Linked DNA regions of Homo sapiens: all the other regions are linked to region 2. Evidence: chromatin loops called from intact Hi-C (ENCODE). Cell type or tissue: mammary epithelial cell. All regions are shown on one strand.

Region 1 (8,000 bases), 140 kb after region 2:
AGACAAAAAATTATTTGTAAACATATTAGGCTAATATCAAAATCTAAGGAGAATAAGAATAATGTACCAACTGGTCTACCTCCTGCACATTATGGCGGGTAGGCAAGAAGAATAAAGCACCTTATAAACACAATAGACATCCCAGGAGATCCTAAGGGTATGGTTAGGTATCCTATAAAGGAGAGCATTCTTAGAGAAAAAAAAAGTATTCCAAGCTGCAACCTGTGATCTACTTCCTGACTGAGCTTTCCTTACTCAGTTAGTCTATGTATGTAGAAGAGATTCAGTAGCTGTTTGTAGTCATTTGCTAGGGCTGCCTTAAGAAAATGCTACAGACTGGGTGGCTTAAACAAAAGATTAACGTTTTCACCATTCTGGAGAGTACGAATCTGAGACCAAGGTGTCAACTGGGTTGATTTATTCCAAGGCCTTACCCTTCAACCTGTGGGCAACCACCTTTCATCTGTGTGTTCATATGATCTTCTGTGGGTCTGTTTAATCTCCTTTTTTAATTTTTTTTTGAGACAGTGTCTTACTCACCCAGGCTGGAGTGCAGGAGTGCAGTGGCATGATCACAGCTCACTGCAGCCTTGACCACCTGAGCTCAAGTGATCCTCCCACCTCAGGCTCCCTAGTAGCTACGATAACAGGCATGTGCCACAATGCACAGCTAATTTTCTGTGTGTGTGTGTGTGTGTGTGTGTGTGTGTGTGTGTGTGTGTGTGTGTATTTTTTGTAGAGACAGGGTTGGTCTCAAACTTCTGGACTTAAGCGATCCACCTTCCTCAGCCTTCTAAAGAGCTCAGAATACAGGCGTGAGCCACCACAGCCAACCTCCTTTTAAGGACAACAGTCACATTGGATCACAGTGCACCCTAATTTTACCTTAATTATCTCTTTAAAGGCCCCATCTCCAAATACAGTCACATTCTTAGTACTGAGAGTTAGGGCTTCAACATATGAATTTGAGAGATAATATGGTTTGGCTGTTTCCCCACCCAAATCTCATCTTGAACTGTAGTTCCATAAGAGGCTTTTTCCCACTTTTCACTCTGCACTTCTCCTTCCTGCCATTATGTGAAGGAGGACGTATTTGTTTCCCCTTCCACCATGACTAAGTTTCCTGAGGTCTCCATAGCACTGCAGAACTGTGAGTCAATTAAACTTCTTTCCTTTGTAAGTTACCCAATCTCAGGCAGTCCTTTATAGCAGCATGAGAATGGATTAAGGGGAGACACTATTCGGCCCACAACATCATTCAATGTGATACCCCATCCTGATATTACACAGAAGCCATCCTGTCTATCACACACACAAACACACATGCACACACACACACACACACACACACATGAGTCTTTTAGGCTATTCAGCTATGTTTCACTCCAAGTTTTATAAATAGTACACATAGTATATACTACTATTAACAAGTAGTACATAGTAAATATTGAATGAAGAACACAACAAATTTGGTGAATGATTTTATTTCTTTCAGTAAGTATTTAATATTTTTGTTAATGTTTGTGAATTTCTCCCTCATTTGGTGAATGATTTTATTTCTTTCAGTAAGTATTTAATATTTTTGTTAATGTTTGTGAATTTCTCCATCATTGGATTGTTAACAAACTTGGAGAATTTGTGAAGTTGTAGAGAAAGCAAGATGAAACAGAGAATAATTATTATAATCATCATCTCAGCCATATTGAATTTACCCCCAAAACTAAATTACATTAAATATATAAGCCAAAACAAAACTGTTAATCTCCTCTTTCTCCAAAATTTGGCCTTACTTCTATCTTCCCCTTAGAAAACAGATCCACCACTTTTATTAAACCAAAAACCTGAGCTGTCCCTGAATCCTTTCATTCACAAAACACCCACATTCATTTTGTTAGCAAGTTTCACCAGCTCCACTTCCAAAATATATCCCAAATCAATTCACTTTACATCCACTTTACTGTCTCTTATTTCTACCACTCTTGTCCAGGCCACCATCTTTTATCACATGGATTATTCTAATAGCTCTCCCCACCTCTAAATGCCTTCTTTACTCAGGAGCTGAGGTAATCTGGCTAAATGTTAATCAGATAACATAACTCTCCTATTTAAAGCTTCCTAGTGTCTTAGAATTAAATCCATACACACTTAAAAAGAATATCATGACCTGGCCTCTGCCTACCTTGTAGGACTTACCTTCCACCACATGCTCCAATCATATTTTTCTTTCTATTACCTACTATGTAGGGTTTGCCTTAGAGTCTTAGTTTCTGACAGATAGAACAGGTCTACTAACTGTTCTCTTTGATTAGAAACTTCTTCTGTTTAATATGGGTATCACTGAAATGTCACCTCCTCCAAGAAGTCTTTCTTATTCTCGTCTCAAGTGGCCTCCAAATCACTCTCTATTACCCTATTTTAATTTTGTGTATAGTGCTTACAGTTGTCTAGTATTTTTCTTATTTATTTTTATTTTTTCTCTCTATGCCTTACATGAGAATTTTGACCTTGACTGTCTTGATTGATGCTTTAGCTCCAGAACATAAAAAAATGCATGATAGAGTGGTACTCAATAAATATTTATAAAATAAATGAGTTACCATCTGCTCTTTAGAATGACAACATGGGATTCTTGACCTTACATGATGGTCATCAAAATTCACCCTATAACTTTGTTTCTATAGCTGCTCTTAAGATTCCTGAGATCACTGAAAGAAATGAACAGGACCAATTGTGCTTATCTATTTCTTTTTACTCTTCAGTCAATGCTTTGCAACAAAGACAATGACTATGATATCTGACCCTCAGGAGCTCTGATGAGAATCTACTCTTGCCCAATTCACTAACCTAGTCACTAATGACTTTTGGCAGCACAGGCAAGAGCTCTAAAAGAAAGCAAAAATCAGGAAATTACTCCCAGCACATTTTGAATATTTATGAACTCCTGCTCATGGAAGTAACTATTAGTGGCTCAATGTCATGAAAAATAACTTTCTATACAAAACATAGGTAAAAATCAATTCCAAAATGGCATAAAATGCTTTTGCTATCTTGACTTCTTACAATCATATCTACTAGAAGTTTTTGACTACAGTATAATATTATATTAATAAGTTTGAGTTAGTGAGAGAGAGAAACTCATTGCTTTCTAATTCTATCAAATTCTGCACAGTTGCTTAGATTTACTCCTTTAGAGAATTGTAAGGAATCAACAGATTTTTTTTACTTTCCCTGGGGATAAAGTATGACAAACTTCATCAGACTAAGAGAAAATAGTGACCATACCCTCTCCAGTAATCACCAACTTCTTTTTGGGATATGGCAGAACATAAGGAACACTTTGAGAAGCAGGGAAAAATTAACTTTTAATGTATTTGGGCAACAACATTTAAGGTCATCTGAATTAGCCGGACATATTGTTCAAGGAACAGCTGGTGGTTTTTAATTAGTGCTTAGTTTAGAAGTACAAAGTTGAATGTGCCTTAGTTTTGTTGGTCCTTTTCGAACTGATAAATCATTTCCTGTCTGCAGTGAGTTGGTTTAGTTTTGTCTTACTATAGATATAACCGTGCATTTTTCTCCCAACTGAGCTATGGATCAATAAAAGTTTATAAAAATCTTTGTTTTTAGGCTTAAAATATGATCTTAAAGACTACACTGTAGACCACTCAGCTTTTATTGACTATCCTGCTGACATTTTTAGTAATGAATCCTCATCCATTTTTGGCTTTGCCTTTCTATTCCTTAGTCACAGTCCACGTCTCCCTTAAAGTGTTATTTCTTTTTCTAATTCCCCATTCCCCTCACCGACAGTCACGGTCACAGATCTTTTACCAGAAAACGTATGAGCTGAGAAACATTCTGTATTTATCACACAGATGCCAAAAGAATAGATATTCCTTGATAAGAAAAAACATTAAAGTGTCATTTTCTAAGAAGTTCTTGGATTATAAAGCCTAATATATATGTAAGAAAAATAATTTGTCATTATAGTTATTCATTAAAGCTTCCTTAGTCAAACAAGCATCATGAAATTTATAGATGATACTGAGTTATTTTGTTCAGTTATCCAGTTAGAAATTTGCTCCCCAAAGATGACTCTTCAGATTGCAAATACTAATTGGCTTTCAGTGGGTAACAGTGAGTATGCATAGTTACACATTTAAGTAAAGAAGCCAGGCAACTGGACTCCCCACTGCTTAACAATGGTCTTGTGTCTAATTCAAAAGTACTGCTTGACAGGAAAATCCTTATTGTCATGATTGCTCATGGTTGACCATGTTTTTCTAACAATGTTAGCTATTCACCTGAGGGCATCTTATTTCACACAAAGAGCAATGACTCACAGGAACTGGGAAGAAAAAGAAAACTGACCAATTTCCTGAATACCTCTCCTACTGCTATATAATTAGCATTTGGCTATATGTATCATTTTAGTTTTAGATGACATTTTAGGGAACACTATTAAATAATAACAGGTAGCTAAAAGGAGGTGGCCCGTAATCATGCTAAGAATAGAAGAGAAGTGTAATGCAAAGTCAAAAAGTTGAACAATTTGATTTGAAACCTGGCCCTGACATGTATTAACTATATTTCATTTTGAAAACTGCATAATCTGAGTTTTAATCTCCTGATTAGTAGATAGTAAGTATGCTTACTTTACTGAGTTCTTAAAATGATAAATGAAATAAATAAGGAATATATGGCATTTTGCAGAGTTTGTTTCACATTATATAAATAAGAATTTTCTATCATTATCATGTATGTTGAGTAACTTGATTAACAGTTCACCAAACCATTTCATCCTATGAGAAAGGAAACAGACATAGAGGATTAAATAATTTGTCCAGATTACAACTAGTTAGTAACAGCCAAAAATAAAAGCCATGTTTCTAAATTTCAGAGCTGTATTCTTTCCATAGCTATGACTCCTTCCTCTGACATTTCTGACATTGCTCCATGGAGTTAATCAGACAATTTAACTTTAGAGTTAGAATCGTCAATTAACTCACTGACAACCTCATGCAGCTGGTGAAGTGGGGGGTCATTCTGAAGAAGAAAGCGTTTATGTATTGAAATAAGGAGACATGGATAATCTGTTTTCATGATCAGAAGAACAGACTCGTTCCAGAAAATCAAAATGCTTTTAAATCAAGATGTTTTTAATGGATCCTATTTTTATGTTGTTGCCGTTTCTAAGGGAGGGTCTGGAAATCAGAAATGGTTGCTGTTGGCAGCTATGAGGATTGGGTGTGTAGCTGCTACTGACATTATAGGAGACAGAATAAGTTTTGTTAGGAAGAATAAATCCAGCTAGCTAGCACTGTAGCTAGCAATAATTATGTACATGTAGTGATAGTACACACATAACTGAAATGGATGTTTAATGATGTGCTAGCAAGTCAACTAAACCTTTTAATGGATCTTGTTATGGGTGAGTTGATATAAATGGGGATATCTTGAAGTAAAAGCAAGTAGAAGCAGCTCATAGAAAGGGATATTAATTATTTTCTTGTAGAGGGACATCTTTTTAGTCTTTTTCTCTTACCTCCTCTCCCCCCTCCCCACCGCCCACATACACATAAAAAAGTATTTCTAAAGGAAAGAAATAATATTTAGATTAGTATAAAAATAGCCCAGATATCACAGGTGAAGAGGAAAAATAACTAAGTAAATGACACAGAAAGTAACCATCAGAAAGCCAACGCAGGCAGCACAAAGAAAAACAATGAGTTTAGTGGCACAGAAAGAAAGAAATCCGAGTAGAGAGAAAGAAAGAAAGCCAAAGAGGCACAATAGTATAGTGAAGAATAGAAAGTAAGGACACTGGAGGAAAAAAAACAGATGACAATTAATGCTAGAGAGAGGAGACTGAGTTGAAAGCAGCAGCAGAACACCCAGATGGAAGCCAATCCGTGAGCTCATTTTAGAGCATCTTTCTCCTTCGGTCATAGTAACTCTCCTCCTTTATGCACCTTCTCTGCAAATACCTGAAATATGAGGTAGCTATGACCTGCCAGGTCCTCTTGTTAAGAGGTTCTCAAAATAGATATCTCATTTATGAAAAAAGCAGATTTCATATAGATGCTGAAGTTCCTAATATCAGCAGAATCCCATTATTTTTGGACATAGTTAAAAACAGAGAGGGAGCCCACCTGTTTCTGTAACGGTCAGTGAAGCTATTCAGATCACTCATGCCACGTCACAGAAATATATAGCTAGACAAACATTTTTAATTAAAAAAAATTAAATCTTTCATAAAAGCATTATGGAAAGGCAGTAAGGAAGAGCCAAGCCAAAAGTGAAGAGAAAACAAGGACCCAGACTGAGAGGCAAACACTGAAGCCACTTTTGCCCTGAGAGCATTTGCTGATAATATAAAATTAGACTCCTAGTTTTGTCCATTTTGTGAGGTGAGAGCAATGTAACTTAGAATTCAGAACCAGCATAAAATATATTTTAGCAGATTTAGATTTGAGCATCTCTACTCCAAGCTGGGATTCCCTAAAGGTTGTGCCATCAAGGTTAAGGAGAACAGAAATTGAGGCAGTTATTACATGGGGAATTTGATCCCAGGCTTAACTTTCTTGGATCAGGGAATTTCAAAACCTAAACTTGGTTTAAGAAGTTACTGACTAGTAATGTGCTTTGGTGCTTGACAGAACCAAATGATATCTCCTTTAGAGGAAGCTGTCTACATAATCACAAATCAATCTTGCAATTTTTCACATGCAATATTGAATATATATTCAACGATAATAGGGAACACAAGAAACTGGATTCTGTAAGTTCAAACGAGAACAAAAATGAAAGAATTCGAACCAAAGAGACTTGAAAAACTAGAATTATCAAATGCAGATGATAAAGCAACAATGTATACAAAGAAATAAATGTATTTGTTTGGCAGTCTTGAAATTTTAATTAATACATAACTATCATGAGAGCTCTTTTAACAAATTTAAGATGCAAGGAAAAAATAAAAAAGGAAATTAATTATTCCTAACATATATAAAGTAGCATGTATGAATATGTATATATTACAATGATTTAAAATGCAGTCCTGTTCCTGGAAAAATATTAACATAATATCTTTAGACAAATTACTTAGGAAAACAGCTTTAAATCAACAGGTTTTACTTATGGTATGGGAGGGTTGTTGGCGAGATATCTATACAACTGAGTATATATAGCAGTGAGAATGAAACAATGATCTAAATTTCTGTTAATAAAGATTGATAATTGGTCAGATATTTATTGCTTAAAGCCAAAATTCTAGCTATCTTTTTCTAAGGGTACCTTATTGAATTTTCTAAGGCTCACTTTTAAAAAGGGCATAAGTGGGAACTATGGATAGATATAGGGATAATTTTGGAATAAATATAATACAATCTTGAGCATGTAGAGACCCTCTAATTAGACAAGGGATCTGTCTACATGTAATGATAATTCTGTCTAGAGTCATGCTTCTTAAACTCTGAGACAGGATCCCACTCTGTCACCCAGGATGGAGTACAGTGGCATGATCATGGCTCACTGCAGCCTTAGCCTCCCAAGTTCAATTGATCCTCCTGTCTTAGCCTCCTGAGTAACTGGGACCATGGGTGTGCACCACCATGCTTGGCCAAATTTTTTATTATTTGTAGAGATAGAGGTCTCACCATGTTTCCCAAGCTGGTCTTGAATTCTTGGGCTTACACAATCCTCCCACGTTGGCCTCTCAAAGCGCTGAGATTACAGGTGTGAACCACTGCACTCAGTCTTTCTTATACTTTAATGTGTACATGAATCACCTGTGTATCTTGTTAAACTACAGATTTTAATTCATTAGGTCTGGAGTAAGCCTGAGAGTCTACATTTTCTAATGAGCTTCAGGTGACGCTGATGCTGGTGGTTTTGACTAACAAGCAATGGTTCTTCAACTTTAGTCTTCATTAGAATCGCCTAGAGGCTTCTTGAACTAGAGTTCTGGTCTCCACCCACAGAATTTTTGACTCAGTGGCTCT
Region 2 (8,000 bases):
CTGTAATCCCAGCACTTTGAAAAGCTAAGGTGGGCTGATCACTTGAGATCAGGAGGTCAAGATCAGCCTGGGCGGCATGGCGAAACCCCATCTCTACTAAAAATACAAAAATTAGCTGTCCGTGGTGGTGCATACCTGTAGTCCCAGCTAATTGGGAGGCTGAGACAAGAGGATCCACTTGAACCCAGGAGGCAGAGGGTGCAGTGAGCCGAGATCACACCACTGCACTCCAGCCCGGTGATGAAGTGAGGGTCTATCTAAAAAAAAAAACCCCAATACCCAAAATTGCCAAAAGGAAGAAGGCAGAAGCAAAACAGGTGCTCACGGCTGCCAGAGATTTGTGGGCCCTGCTTGGAGTAGAGGTCTAAATGCCGGCTCTGCATTGAAGACATGAGGGAATTTCTTTGTCTTGCTCTTGCTCCGGCTCCCTGTAACTGCATACCATAGTATCTCTTTCCTTTTTGGGTGATAATGCCCCATCCATAATCAGGTTACTAACAAAATGGAGGACAGGACTTCACTCCTCCCCAAACGCCTACGGGGAAAGGTCCCCTTTTACTGAGCACCATGGCTACAATTTTAACTGTTACTACAAAATAAAAGTTGCTACATTGTCATAATGATGGGTTTTTCCTATTACCTGAAAAATTATTAACCGAGTGTCTGTAGCCAGGGAGAAAAACACCTTTAAAGTTTAGATATGCATCAGTATTTCCCTCAAGAATAGCACAGGTTAAAGCTTTCATAAAAGGAAAACAAAAATAAGGAGTTGAAAAACATAGAAGTATAAATTAACAGCCACAAAAAGGGGAAGTTAGAGAGAGACTATGAAAACATCTTTGTCTTGTGGAAAGATACAATCTGAGAAGCAACTCTGCAGGACTTGGCTGAAAGTCAACGGGAGGCTGATCATATGAAGTGGTAGAAGCCGCGTAATTTGTCACATCAAGCATCTGTGACAAACCCACATAGAATCCAAGGAATGTAGGTGATCTGACAAAAGCCCTCACGTTTAAAATTTGCCCTAAGTTTCCACAAATCCACCAAAAATTTCCCCGCATGGGCCACGTTTTCAGATACAGTTTAGCTATCTGTTCTTGTGACACTAGTTGCATTTGAAGAGTTCTTGGGAGCGGCGTGCGGTGTCTCACGTCCATAATCCCAGCAGTTTGGGAGGCCACGGCAGGTGGATCACTTGAGGTCAGGAGTCCGAGACCAGCCTGGCCAACATGGTGAAACCCTGTCTCTACTAAAAATACAAAAATTAGCCGGGCGTGCATGTGCCTGTAATTCTAGTTTCTCAGCAGGCTGAGGCGGGAGGACTGTTTGAACCTGCGAGGCAGAGGTTGAAGTGAGCTGAGAGTACACCACTGCACTCCAGCCTGGTTGACAGAGCAAGACTCTGCCTCAAAAAAAAAAAAAAAAAAAATTATCGGGGCTTGGGTGCAGTGGCTCACGCCTGTAATCCTAGCACTTTGGGAGTCTAAGGTGGAAGGATGGCTTGAGGCAGGGAGTTTGAGACAAGCCTGGGCCACATAGTGAGACATCATCTCTGCCAAAAAAGAAAAAAATCCATGTTGAGACATTTTTGTGTAAAAAAAGAAAAATTTACCTGGGCGTGGTAGTGTGCACCTGTAATCCTAGCTACTTGGGAGGCTGAGACTGGAGGATTGCTTGAGCTCCAGGAGTTTGATGCTGCAGTGAGCTATGATTATGCCACTGTGTTCCAGCCTGGGCAATAGAAGGAGACCCTGTTTCAAAAAAAAAAAAAAAAAAAAAAAAAAAAAGCTGGACACAGTGGCCCATGCCTGTGATCCCAAAAATTTGGGAGGCCCAGGCAAGTGGATCATCTGAGGTCAGGAGTTCGAGAACAGCCTGACCAACATGGTGAAATCCTGTCTCTACTAACAATACAAAATTAGTCAGGCGTGGTGGCACATGCCTCTAATCCCAGCTACTTGGGAGGCCAAGGCAGGGGAATCGCTTGAACCTGGGAGGCGGAGGTTGCAGTGAGCTGAGATCGGGCCATTGCACTCCACTCTGGGCAACAAGAGCGAAACTCTGTCTCAAAAGAAAAAAAAAGCTCTACTATTTTTACGGTTACAATGACAATAATAGAGGCTTTTCTCTCGAGGAGCTCTAAGTGAAATTAACGAGAATTCTCATGACCCTAGAAAGAGATGTTTAAAAAGCAAACACATAGGCCGGGTGCAGTGGCTCACGCCTGTAATCCCAGCACTTTCGGAGGCTAAGGCAGGCAGACGGCTTGAGGTCAGGATTTCAAAACCAGCCTGGTCAACATGGTGAAACCCTGTTTCTACTAAAAATACAAAAGCCGGGCGCGGTGGCATGCGCGCCTGTAGACCAAGATACTCAAGAGGCAGAGGCAGGAGAATCACTTGAACCCGGGAGGTGGAGTTTGCCGCAGAGATCAAGACACTGCACGCCAGCCTGGGCAACTCAGCCTCCTGAGTGGCTGGGATTACAGGCACCCGCCATCGTGCCCGGCTAATTTTTGTATTTTTATAGAGACAGGGTTTTAATATGTTGGCCAAGCTGATCTTGAACTCCTCATCTCAGGTGATCCGCCCTCCTCAGCCTCCTAAATTGCTGGGATTACAGTCATGAACCACCGCGCCTGGAGAGTTCTCTTTTCTTTGGGTAGGGCAAGGCAAACTGGAATGGATTCACCGGAGAGCTGTGCGCATGCCCTGGAAAGCATTCTGGTTAGACCCATGTGAGACAGGTTAGTTTTATTGTGTGTTCCTCATGTGTTGCTGCCATGGTCATCCTGCTCAGTAGAAGAGGAACAACAGGTTCAGACATTTGGCCTATGTCCTTGGCTGAGGAGCCAATGGGGTAAAGCTACCATATGTAGGATTATGACTGAACGACTCTAAGTCAGAATCCCGCCCAGGAGGGATATGGCAGCTCCACGGACCTTTTGTTGGCCTCGGATAGGCGATCCTCGCCGTGCGCCGGGAACCGGGGTCTGGTGCAGACAGCCCTTCATCCTGGGAAACGCGCTGCTGCCAGAAAGGCGGTCACTCCCTGACCCATCACGTAATGTGTTTGTGGGGAACCTGATGCTAAGCTATTCGTAGACGCCCTGCTTCTGGGTCAGGGTTTTCTATGGAGCAGAGCAGCTCCCTCCCTGCCATCTATTGAAAATCAGATCTCCACACAAGGGTCTCTCCACCCGTGTGTGGGGGACCCGGTGATATGGCGTGTCCTTGTGTAATTCAACCTTTGACGTGTACTTTTCTTCCTCCCTCCTGTTGCCCCTGGGGACCTCGTTCCCTGGCCCGCTCATGCCCACCCGCCCCGGAGCTCCGGAACACACAGCGGGTGTCTCTCGCCAGAGCCCATCAGCGCCCGCTGTGCATTTGGGAGGCGCCCGTCCCCACCGGCGGGCTTTCCAAGATGCCACGCGGGGGATTGCCGAGGTAGGGGTGGCGCACCTGCTCGTAGTTCCACCTCTCCGATTCCACCTCCTCCCCACACCCCTCTGGGAACTCCTCCAGGGGCTGGGATCGGATTCATTGAGCCTGTTGAGAATGGCTGAGGCGTGGGTGTCGGAGGGTGTGCCCCTGAGGTTTCTGTCCCAGTAATGTTCACGCATGCCCGGTGGTGGCCTTTGGGGTCACTGCCCCTCTCCCCGCCCCAGGTGCGCGGGGCTGGGATATGAGCCAGTCACTGCCTTTGTGCCTTTCCTTCTCTCTCCGCTGCCGGGTTCAACCAGCGGACAGTGGGGGAACGGCGGGCAGGTCGGTGGAGTTAGATGACAGTAAAGGTGGGCCGGCTCTGTGTGATAAGATTCCAACTGGGTCCGACCGCTTCCGTCCGCTGGCGCCGGGTCCCCCAGACGTCTGCGGCGAGCGTTGGAACTGACCATCAACCTGGGATTTCTAAGGAATAACAGATAACTCTGGTCAGCAGCACTACCACTTTTGTCCACTAGATGTCGCTCCTTCACTACGTTGTTTCTTCCTCTCCAATTGTTTCCACAGTATTTTCAGTTGCTCTTCATTTTGTTTTTATTTTTCCTTTTACTTTTCTTACTCCTCTTTCTACACACTGAAGTTGCTGTTGTTTTACGTTTACTTCCTTTTTTTTTTTGAGAAAAGTTGGCGTGTGAGAATGCGATCTCGGCTCATCGCAGCCTGGACCTTCCTGGGCTCCGTCAGGTGATCTTGCCATCTCAGTCTTCCAAGTGGCTGAGACTGCAGGAATAGCTTGATTCTGGGATGTCGAAGCTGCAGTGAGCCATGATCACGCCACTGCCCTCCAGCCTGAGTGACAGAGAAAGACCCTGTTTCAGAAAGTAAGAGAGACAGGTTAAAGAAATAACTCCTTGAAATTACTACAATTAATTGTGATCTAAATTACTTGTTATATTTTTCACTCCCACTAGTTTATTATTATTGTTGTTGTTATTATTTATTTGTATTATTGTTTGTTATAATTGTTATTGTTTTTATTATTTAGTTATTTAGAGATGGAGTCTTGGTCTATCACCCAGACTGCAGTGCAGTGGCACGACCTTGGCTCACTGTAGCCTCATATTCCCGGGTTCAAGTTCGAGACCAACCTGGGCAATATGGCATAACAACCGTGTCTACTAAAATCTATCACTGATACTCCCAGGGCCGTTGGATATGGCAGGTGCAAGTTCGGAGGCTGAGGCAGGCGGTTCGCTAAAGTTTGGGAGTTCGAGATGAGCCTGGGCAACAGGCTGCAGTGCATTTGCCTGACCAAGGCCCACCACAGCCTCTACCTCCCCAGCCCAAATGATGCTCCCACCTCAGGCTCCAAAGGAGCTGAAACTACAGGCGCCTGCCATCACGCCCGGCTAACTTTTTAATTTTTTCTTTTTTAAAGTAGAGACGTGGTCTCACTGTGTTGCCAGGGCTGGTCTCAAACTGCTGGGCTCAAGTGATTCTTCCACCTCAACCTCCCAAAGTGTTGGGATTATAGGTGTGAACCATGATGCGCTTCCCTCTTTTTCATTTCCTTTATTTTTCCTTTTTTCTTCCTCTTTCTTTCTTTTTCTTTCTTTCTTTTCTTTTTCTTTCTTCTCTCTCTCTTTTTCTTCCTCCCTTCTATCATTTCTCATTCTCTTTTTCTGTTTCTCTTTCTATTTTCTTCGTTATCTTTCTTCCCTTTACATCTCTGTCTCTTTTTCTTTACATTTTTTTTTAATCTTTTTTGCTGTCTGTCTTTTCTCAATTCGTTTCCTCCCATCCCTCCAACTGTCTGTCTTCGTGTGGATTCTGGAAGAGTCTCCTCATTCTGTATCCCCTGTGTATCACAAGCCTCTGAGACTTTTGCTTTGTTCTTTTCTCCTTGTTGCATAAAAGGCATTCACTCTTCTTTTATTTTGGTACTCTGTGGACGGTCGAGGGCTGGAAAGAAAAAAAACGGACCATGAATTTAATTGGTTTCACAAGAGACATGGGAGACCAAAGAACGCACGATGAGTACTTTGCTAAATATCCTGTTTATTCTCCCAACCAGGCTCATAAAAGTACAGATGCATCCGGTGGGTTGAGAGATCTCTGTGTAGTCGTGACCCTGCAATTATACTTGACAGGAGCGGTGATGACAGACGGGTGGCACAGAAACCTGCCCTTCTTTGGTACCAATTGAGCATGGTGACAACATATTCAAAATGGCCCATGTCTCAACTTGATGGTCCTGTTTTTCTGCTCTGTTCTTTAGGAATGAGTGGAGCCTTCCCGTGCTCCGCCATTTCCTTGCATTTTTCTTTTTACATACATTCATTCACTTATTTATTTATTAATTTATTTTAAATAGAGTCTCATTCTGTAGCCCAGGCTGTGGCGTGGTATCGGCTGGCTGCAATCTCTGCCTCCCTGGTTCCAGCGATTCTCCTGCCTCAGCCTCCCAAGTAGCTGGGATTACAGGCGTATGCCACCCTACTCAGCTAACTTTTGTTTTTTTAGTAGAGACAGAGTTTCACCATGTTGCCCAGGCTGGTGTTGAACTCCTGACCTTCAGGGATCTGTCTGCCCCAGCCCCCCAAAGTGCTGGGATAACAGGCGTGAGTCACTGCACCCGGCCTAAATTGCAATTTTTCAAAATAAATGTGTTTTTTGTTGTTGTTGTTGTTGTTGTTTAATAAATAGAGCATCACCTAGTAACCACTGTTATTGAAAGTCGAGGTGGCACTGAGGGAGGCCTGTCCAACTTCACAGAGCCTGGGACAACCACTTTCTCTATTTCCCCTCTGGAGGCCCCTCCCTCTCTCCTTCGCTGCCTAGGGAACCTCCATCCTGTCAGGGACCCTGTTGTTCTTTTATCCTCCTGTGTAAATGGTGTCTCGTTCAGTTGCCGAGGCGGTGGCATTGTCTCAGCTGGCTGCACTCTCTGCCTCCCTGGTTCAAGCAATTCTGCTGCCTCAGCCTCCCTATCAGCAGAAATTACCGGCACGTGCCACCCTATCTAGCTAACTTTTGTCTTTTTTAGTAGAGACAAGGCTTCACCATGTTGGCCAGGCTGATCTCCCAATCCTGACTTCGTGATCTTCCAGCCTCGGCCTCCCGAAGTGCTGGGATGACAGTCATGAGCCACTGTGCCAGGCCACCATCATTGGTTTTAACTGGGAATTCTAGATTTGAAGCACACATCATTCTATGCCACAGAATGACTTCTTTATCCTGCTGACTCAAGAAGCTGGGCCCCTTGTGATTCATTTCAAACCAAGAGTCACCTCATGTTTGGAAAACAGATCTGCTCCCAAGTTCAGTGGAGAGATGTGGCATGTAGGACAAGGGACTGTTCCTTCTGATTTAGTCTCCACGGTGGGGTTTAGGGCTGGAGCTCAGTGCAGATTGTTGACTCCCTATACCTTGGGTTCCATTGTCCCCACCCTGGAACATGGGCCTTTGCAGATCCCGGCCCTTTCTGGCCCTTAAGGCACTGTCAGAAACACCATCACGAGCTTGGATACCCCGAATGACTGTGGCTCACTCCTCTCTGGAAACATTTGAAATCTGTCCTCTATGCGTGGCCACCTAAAACCACAGGAGTGTGGGATACTTGGCCGCCATCCACCTCACTGCTTTCGGGAGAGAATGCTGAAAGTCTCTTGCTGACTCTCTTGACTCGAGTTCTTCAAGGGCATGTGGTCAGGACATAGTGAGACCAGATGTATTAAGTCAGGCTGGGTGTGGTGGCTTACACCTGCAACCCCAACACTTTGGGAGGCCAAGGCGGTAGGATCGCTTGAGCCTGGGAGCTCAAGACCAGCCTTGGACAACACGGCCAAAACCTGAGGTGCATGCCTGTGGTCTCAGCTACTCAGGAGGCTAAAGTGGGAGAATCACCTAACCCTGGGGTGGTTGAGGCTGCAGTGAGCCGTGATGGTGTCACTGCACTCCAGCCTGGGTGACAGACAGAGTGATACCCTGTAGCAAACAGACAGACAGACAAGAGCTATATTATGTCCTTCTCAGGGTAGGAAGCAAAAATAACAGAATATGGTATTTAAGATTTTTTTAAATTTTAAATTTCAATCTATTTATTTATTAATTTTGACTCCATATTATGAAACCAGCTAATTTTTGTATTTTTGTAGAGACGAGGCTTCACCATGTTGCCAAGTATGGTCTTGATTGCCTGGGATCAAGGAATCCACCCGCCCTCAGGCTCCCAATGTTCGAGAATTAAAGGCGTGAGCCACTGCTCCTGACAGCATTGTTTTTTGTTTGTTTGTTTGTTTGTTTCTTTTTTTAATCTCTTGTCTTTCCAGGAGTTTCACGGCAGAGTGTTTGGCTGGCTTGTTTAAATTCATTCTAAATAGGAACTGAGGATATCAGCTTCTGGCCTCATGGACTCAGAGCTGATGAGTCCCAAAAACTCATAAAGTTTAAAATAAATAATTTTGTTGTACAGAAATACACGGATGCACCCAAAACACAGAAACAATTCTTTTAAAAGTTGTCTTAGTCCTGGTGGGTGTGCCAGTGATTCTTTTA
Region 3 (8,000 bases), 180 kb after region 2:
GGCAATGAACTTTGTTCCTTGGCAGGGTGAAGCCTGGAGATGAAGAATTGGAGAAACCAGGGGACAAAGCAGCATGAGTGATCAGAAAAGCAAGGGGAATGTAGAGGACAGCAGTATTCTCAAACTTTCATGTCCATCAGGTCCACTTGGGAATCTAAGGGAATCATAAGTGATTACAAAATGAACGTTAAAACATGTATTACTTGGCTCCCTCTGCTATCAGAATTTGTTTTCCGGTAGGTCTAAGGCAAGACTTAATTATTTGCACTTCTAACAGGTTCCCAGGTGATACTAATGCTGTGGTACAGGGACCACACTTTAAGAACCACTGTTATAAAAAAAAAACATTTAGGAAGTTTTGCTTTGGGTTGTATGGTATATCTTTCTAAATGACCAAGTGTATTAGGCCTTTTTCACACTGCTATAAAGAACTGCAGAAGACTGGGTAATTTATAAGGGAAAGAGGTTTAACTGACTCACAGTTCAGCATGGTTGCAGAGGCCTAGGAAACTTACAATCATGGTGGAAGGCGAAGGGGAAGCAAGTCACCTTCTTTACAAGATGGTAGGAAAGAGAATGAATGCAGGAGGAACTATCAAACACTTATAATACCATCAGATGAGAACTCACTCAGTATCATGAGAACATCATAGGGGAAACTGCCCCAAGGATTCAATTATCTCCGTCTGGTCTCTCCGTTGACACGTGGGGATCGTGGAGATTATGGGGATCATAATTCAAGGTGAGATTTTGGGTGGGGACACAGCCAAACCATATCACCAACCATTCTCTTTGTCTGATACTACAGAATTTACCTGGCCTGAGACTTTCAAGGGTAAAACTGGAAAGTCTGCCACAAACCAGAAAGATTTGTTCTATGAAAGTTATCAGAATCAAAATGGGGCCACTTGCATAAAAACCCTGAAAAATGGAGCTAAGGAAGACCAGAAAGGGAGGGTTTATATGCGTGTATGCCTGACAACAGGAACTACGACAAAAGACTGCACAAACCACAACTTTGCACAAAGGCCACCACAATCTCACAAAAAATTACTTCTGTGAGGACATTTGCCCAGCAACTGCCTGTCCAACCTCAAACTGGTGCCACCCTTTCTACCAGTCCTTGTAACCAAGGATAATTGTCTCAAAGCAATTTATGTAACCCTCTTCATTTTTCTTTTAAAATCCCTTGTCTTCTTTTACCTCCCTATGTTCATTGTATTCTCACCAAATAAATATTACTGTTTTTTAGAAGGGTCTCTCCGTGTGTGTGTTACTTAGGTTTAACCAGTCCCCTATACAATGTCTTCAAGACATTTTCAGTAGAGCTAAAATACTTGCTAATGCTTTTGTACTAAAATGTTGTGTGTTTTTTTAATTGATTCATTAATTTTAAAATTTAGATTTTAAATTGATATGTTAAGATTGACCTCAAGGGTAGAGTTGCATTTTAGAGGTTATCATCTGTGATTTTTGGCCCAGGGTGCAGTACTCTGCTGTAGCTAGAACGAATTGTCACCTAGAAAGGAGTAAACCGTCACTCTGATTAGCAAGTGGCCAATGTTTTCATTCAGCAACAAGTGAAAAGGGGTGCAATAAGAGGCAGGGTGTTTCTTGGACTAATACTTCAAAGTTATTACAGTTACAGCCTTTGGGGAAATTCACTGTTCAGATATGGCTGTTTCAAACAGTTAAGTATATGCTATGTTGTCTGAGTTCATCAAATTAGGAATGTCTTAATTGATCAAAGTCAGCTAGGTTATACCAGAGAAATAAAGTCAAAATCTTAATGGCTTATAAACCAAAAAAGATGTATTTCTTGCTAAAACAACCTATCCTTAGAACCCCAACAGAAATTGCCCATTTTTCTGCCGTAACTTATTTATCATAATTCAAGTAGCACAAATAAATAGTTGATGTGCAATTATAATGGGATTGCTCATCCTAATGACTCTTTTTCACAAACATCTATGGAAAATGGCAGTTGGAATTCTGAATGGAAAATATAAGTTGAAATCAATGCTGATCTAGTTTTAAATGATAGGTCTAATAAAATGTAGTCTATTTCATTAAAACCCCAGAGGTAGCTATTTTACTAGGTCTTGATTTAGGAGCAGAGCTTTGGAAAGCATTTCAAGATTATCAAAGATGCTGTAATCTAAGAGTAGAAAAGTGACAACAGCTTCATCGATTTGCAGATAGTAAAAGTAACTCACTAACAAATGAGTGAAGTACTCTATGAAGAACTCTACTGGGCCCATGGAGCTTCTTAGCATTCTTAGGTAATATGTTTTACATCAATCGTTTCCAAATATGAAGATCAGTATTCAGTGATTTGAGATGGCTCTCTAGAATCTAGTTTTTCACAATGATCCCCCAGCAGATTTTGATGTAATTAGTCTGTAAGACGAACATTTTTTTAAAAGATGAAACTTGTATTTCAAATTGGTGTATGGAAACAGAGAATAGTGGAATGTAAATGTAAAGTTATTGGGACTAGTGAAACATTCAATTCAGTATATATTGTAGATTATTTTAACCTATAAGGCTGTGAAGTTATTTTATTACTCTTGGTCTGATGTTCTAATTCCTACACTTGGTTCTGACACTAATTTTTTATGTAATTTTAGGTAAATTATTCATTTTTTAAAAATCAGCTTCTTTTATAAAATGAAGTCAAGTAGATTATTAATAAAGATCCCTAGCCATCCTAAAACCCTATATTTCCTTGAAACTTTCCATTTTATGTAAAGCGATGTGTGCAGCATGTATAGGAGTCAAATGTTTAACATAAACTATTGGTGGCAATTGTTATGAAGAAAAATGGAGAGCATAAATGTCTAGTCTTGTTCTACTCCCTTTAAAAACGGCCCACTATTTCTAGGGTGGGTCAGTAAGCTGCAGAGTATATATAACACGATTTAGCAGGTCAATAGGTCAGGGGCTAATTACTCGTAGATCACATCAACCTCTTGAAGACTGAATCATCTGGAGATGTGTTACAAGTGACTTAAACAGATAAGTACAGCATGGAATCAATAATAAAATGGGAGATGATGGTTAAAGCAAAGCTAAGCATCACATCAGAGTAGAATCCTGACATGATTTTATTCCAGTAATGTAAATATTCCCGTCCCAGCCCTCATTCACCACTACCTCCTCTTATCATTGAGGAAACAGGCAGAGACAGACTGGAAAGGCAGTCAGCTTGATTTAAGAAACTTTCTTAAGTTCAGAAATACTGAATTATTTTTAACCCAGAAAAAGAGCTCAATTGAGAACTCTGAGGTTTGCAACCTTAAATCCCGACTCAATCTGATATATGCCTGCCAAAGGCAACCTGACTGAGGTTACCTGAGAGAAAGTTTTTCTACAAAACATGGCCAACCATGCTCAAGACAAAATTCCAACACATAATTTATCTTCGGCATTCTTCAAATTATTTACCACATCTCCTGCCCCCAACACCTAATCCCAGAATACAGGAATTTGATGATGTCTACACAGCCTATAAAAGTCCACAAATTTAAGTGCCTACTGTGTGAAAGCCATTTGGGGGACTACAAACATAAAGGATGTATAATGCCACCCACTAAGATGTTCACGCTTATGATTTAGTAGGAAAAACAGAAGGCTGCCTTATAAATATTAACAACCTAATTTACAGGCACACCTAAAACATCCCAAATTCTAAAATATATATTTTCTTCCAAATCCTACAGGGTAATATGGCTATGAGAGTGCACTAGGAGTGTCAATTTTACTAAATCCTCTGAGAGCATCCACATTTTGAAAGAGTTCTCTCTTAACCTAAACAAACAAACAAACGAACAAACACTCCTCTCACTGAAGTTCATTCGGCATTGACGGGTCTCTGGTTCTTCAAGTTTTCATCTGAAAGTCTCAGTCTTTGCTATCACAACCAACGCCCCCTTCCTACACTCCAAGGTTGATGGAATGAAATGTCTTGGAATTGAGGGTTTAATTAATTCGGATCACTGGAGAGAAAGAAAAGAAATAACGGGGGAAAAAAATGTGTTAATTTTAGGGCTTGGAATTGGAAACGTGGGGAAACGTCGCCACCTTCTGGTAAGTGATGGAAATGAGCAGGAAAAAAGATCCAAGCTAAGAAGCGGCTTTTTTTTTTTTCCAAAGCAGCAAGCCACGCCCCTCCCGCGCTCGCGAAATCCGAGACCCGCCCTTTCCGGAAGTTTTGACACTGTGCGCCCCGAGTAATGTGATGGAGAGGGTAATCATCCGGTCCGTTATCTAAACCCGTCACTCCAGGAAACAGCGACCCGCTGTTTTCCGGATCCGCGCTCTCCCAGCATCCTTTGCCTTCCGGTATGTGGCCCCGTCTGGCTAGTCCTGTCTAGCGCGCCCATTTCGAGCCCAAGTTTCCAGCTCGGGTTTCCGGGCTCAGAATTTTCCAGGAGTGGGTTCTTGGGCAGTGGCTGTGGGAGCAGGAATGGCGCAGCTAGAGGGTTACTGTTTCTCGGCCGCCTTGAGCTGTACCTTTTTAGTGTCCTGCCTCCTCTTCTCCGCCTTCAGCCGGGCGCTGCGAGAGCCCTACATGGACGAGATCTTCCACCTGCCTCAGGCGCAGCGCTACTGTGAGGGCCATTTCTCCCTTTCCCAGGTGGGGTGCCCAACCTGTCCCCACCCCAGGAGAGGCCTGAAAGGTCCCAGCGTCCCCAGCTCCTTCTCCCATCTTTAGACTTAACTCGTCCCTTTCCACCCCACCCCAGCCTCAGAACATGAAAGAAACTGGGTATAGTCTTTTGTTCCTGTCTCTGAGATCTGTGAAATATTTATTAAATGAATGAATAAACAGCAGATCTGATCCCCAGGGAGGAGTGATCTGGGAGAATACTTAGTGGGGAACTGAGCGCTCCTCTTGGCAGCTGACAATATCGATCCCACTTTGTTTTTCCTTGTCTCAGGATTAAAGGCATTCGGGTGCTCCTTGGAAATATCAGAAAACTTCCCTTTAGCTCACCTGTTAAGCACCTCACTGTGCATTTTAGGGGTGGGATAGGGTGGACTGGAGGGATCTTCGGCTACCAAAAAGTGACAATTTATAATCACAAATTCCTTCCCTGGGTATTTTTAGTGAACTATCTGTTGACTGGATAAACTGGCAACCAGTCAAGTCACATCATTTTTGAATATATATTTGACTGTGCAAGTATGTACATATAAATATCAAAATAAACATCCCCTGCTTTTCTGGTGACACAATATAGGGTACTGGCTAGAAATATAAAGTCTGTTTTAGAGAAAGATCTGATCTTAAATCTTGGTGCTGTGATTTACTAGTTTTGTGATCTTGGAGATGTTCTGAGTTTCAGAAATTCAGGTTACTCATCTGCAAAATGACAATAATCTTTACTATAGGGCATATTGTAATGTTACAATACAGAGGGTTTGGCACAATTTCTGTCTCAGTTTATGTCAGCTGTCATCATGGAGCCTGTGGTCCAAATGTTTTCCTAAACTTAGAGTCCCAAACAATGTTTCCATGCTTTTAAAAACTGGAGCATTTGCAGTTTATTTATCAAAATAAAGGCTTTTAAAGAACATTTCTTGGAAAATAGAAATAGATTTTAAGTTGTTGTTTATTGGTTGCTGCTACCTGAACCATCACTAAGCTGGTCCGGGGGCAAAAAATAAGAAAAACTAATCCTGTTCTGCCAAGGACTTACTTAATCTTGTCATAGACTAACTTCTCAAAATTTCTGATTGTTGCTGGAGATGAGACTTGGGCTTGACATATTTGTGTCTGTCTTGTTCGTATTACCTCTTGCTTTTACTTCATTTTCTTTCATTTTAAAGTGGGATCCCATGATTACTACATTACCTGGCTTGTACCTGGTGTCAGTTGGAGTGGTCAAACCTGCCATTTGGATCTTTGCATGGTCTGAACATGTTGTCTGCTCCATTGGGATGCTCAGATTTGTTAATCTTCTCTTCAGTGTTGGCAACTTCTATTTACTATATTTGCTTTTCCACAAGGTACAACCCAGAAACAAGGTATGTTTCAAAATACTTAATTACAAGTTTATGTGTAGTCAGGTCCACAATTACAATGAATTAGTTTTATGAGATTTGGTGAAAAATGTCTTTAACACTTTGTAACTTTGTATTTTTTGTATATTATGTAAAGGTAAATTTAAATTCTCCATCTCCATTTTAGAATAAATTTGTATTTAAATACTTGAATAACTTATTTGTAAACTCTAAAGTAAATATTTGTTAAGTGAGTCAAACCAGTTCAATAAATACTTACTGAGCTTATTCCATGTGCTGGGGACTGGGACTACAGAGATAAATGAGGCAGTCTTTTTCTTGTAAAACGTATATATTCAGTAGGGAAAACAGACTTTACCTGAGGACTTTTGATGTGGTAATAGTGCAGGCCCCGGAGGTCGATTGCCTGGGTTAGAATTCTCTCCCTGCCACTTAACCAGTTTTGTTACTGTGGGCAGGTTAACCCTTAGTGGCTCCATGTCTTCATCTGTTAAATAAGAATAACAATAGAATCTGCCTTATAGAACTGTTATAAAGGAACAAGGAAACTTAATAAATGGAAGATGCTTCAAATAGTGCCAGATATATAGTAAGGGCTCAGTAAATATTAACTCTAATAATTATTTTTAACCTTAAGAGATTATTTCAGTAGTGTCAATTATGATAGAGTAGTAGACATAAGATGCTATGAGGACACAGAGAAGGAGCAGGGAAACACTTACTGCTTTTCTGGGAGGGAGAGGAGTATGTGGCATTCAGTAAGTCCTCACAGAGAAGATGGTACCAGAGCTGAGTCCTGATGAACGGATAGGGCTGTGTAGGGTGAGGAATTAATCCTGGGGAGACAAACAGCATAAGCAAAGGAAGAAAGGCATTGAACAATGAGGTGCAGGGAATTGGTCTTGGAATTACAGGATTAGAAAGTAGAGGGATGTAAGGCTAGAGAAGTAGGTCATGAATGCCCTCATATGTCACAGAGAGGACTTTGAACTTTAGCATGTAATGGAGAGACCTTAATTTTAATCAAGGAAATGACATGGTCTGATTTAGTGATTTAGATTAAGTGGAGTATACAATTCAAGAACATAAGAACACTTTCAAATTCTGAAATAGCATGTCAGAAAGGCCAAAATAAGATATATAAGTTTAGACTGGCTCACTTTTCAGAAAAATACCGTTATTTCATCATGAAAATATCATCTTGAAAAAGTAAGTCTGGATATGGTAAAATAAATACCATATGCATGTTTACATTCTCCCTTGTGTAGTGTTATGAAGGATTTCCTTAAAGGAAAGTGGTGATTATGGCTAAGTGAATCCTTATTGAAGGCACTAAAACATAAGCTCAGGGAAATGGAGCCAGCATTGTGTCCTATTTATCTCCATAGTCCCCACAGAACTTAGTCGGTATCTTGCACTCAGTAACTCCTTAACTAATCATAGCCTGATTCAAATTGTGTTAAGCTATAGAAGCTTTGGCATACACACGGTCTCCAAACTGATAGGTATAAATAAAAAGTACCAGGAAGTGTTCTTATAAATGTTTATTGTGTTTTTGCAAAGCCAGAGATAAGATTAATATTGATTAATTTTATTTAAATAAGGTTTGAGTAGTTGAGTAGTTTTAAATAAATCTCTTCATTAGGTAAGCAGAAATAGCATTTATCATTAAAATAATTGTATCTGTGTTTTTTCTTCCTCCAAGGCTGCCTCAAGTATCCAGAGAGTCTTGTCAACATTAACACTAGCAGTATTTCCAACACTTTATTTTTTTAACTTCCTTTATTATACAGAAGCAGGATCTATGTTTTTTACTCTTTTTGCATATTTGATGTGTCTTTATGGAAATCATAAAACTTCAGCCTTCCTTGGATTTTGTGGCTTCATGTTTCGGCAAACAAATATCATCTGGGCTGTCTTCTGTGCAGGGAATGTCATTGCACAAAAGTTAACTGAGGCTTGGAAAACTG

What was found. Peaks named below come from ENCODE experiments on the same cell type or tissue, not always from the same donor. Only the 100,000 strongest peaks of a DNase experiment are listed, where the experiment ranks them.
Region 1: a loop joins it to region 2, with 3 times the contacts of the local background. A loop is called at or near these places in 5 of 110 quality-filtered maps.
Region 3: a loop joins it to region 2, with 9 times the contacts of the local background. A loop is called at or near these places in 96 of 110 quality-filtered maps.

The regions. Positions count from the first base shown.
Region 1 is chr12:38,278,830-38,286,829 of GRCh38, forward strand. No RefSeq gene overlaps it. Among named protein-coding and RNA genes, the nearest start is that of ALG10B, 34 kb to the right of the region's middle. In mammary epithelial cell, no CTCF peak of the experiment used is centred here; a DNase peak (open chromatin) is centred at 4,252; H3K27ac peaks cover 2,391 bases.
Region 2 is chr12:38,134,933-38,142,932 of GRCh38, forward strand. LOC107984469 (a long non-coding RNA gene) reads left to right here and starts at 3,558. Exons shown (of 2, transcript XR_007063272.1): 1 at 3,558-3,931; 2 at 7,601-7,719. RefSeq lists a silencer at 7,975-8,000. In mammary epithelial cell, a CTCF peak has its summit at 3,957 (motif pointing right); a DNase peak (open chromatin) is centred at 3,959; H3K4me3 peaks cover 1,171 bases; H3K27ac peaks cover 659 bases.
Region 3 is chr12:38,312,426-38,320,425 of GRCh38, forward strand. ALG10B (ALG10 alpha-1,2-glucosyltransferase B) reads left to right here and starts at 4,349. Exons shown (of 3, transcript NM_001013620.4): 1 at 4,349-4,639; 2 at 5,836-6,033; 3 at 7,736-8,000. The coding sequence starts at 4,469. RefSeq lists an enhancer at 3,420-4,619. In mammary epithelial cell, a CTCF peak has its summit at 4,078 (motif pointing left); a DNase peak (open chromatin) is centred at 4,256; H3K4me3 peaks cover 1,098 bases; H3K27ac peaks cover 634 bases.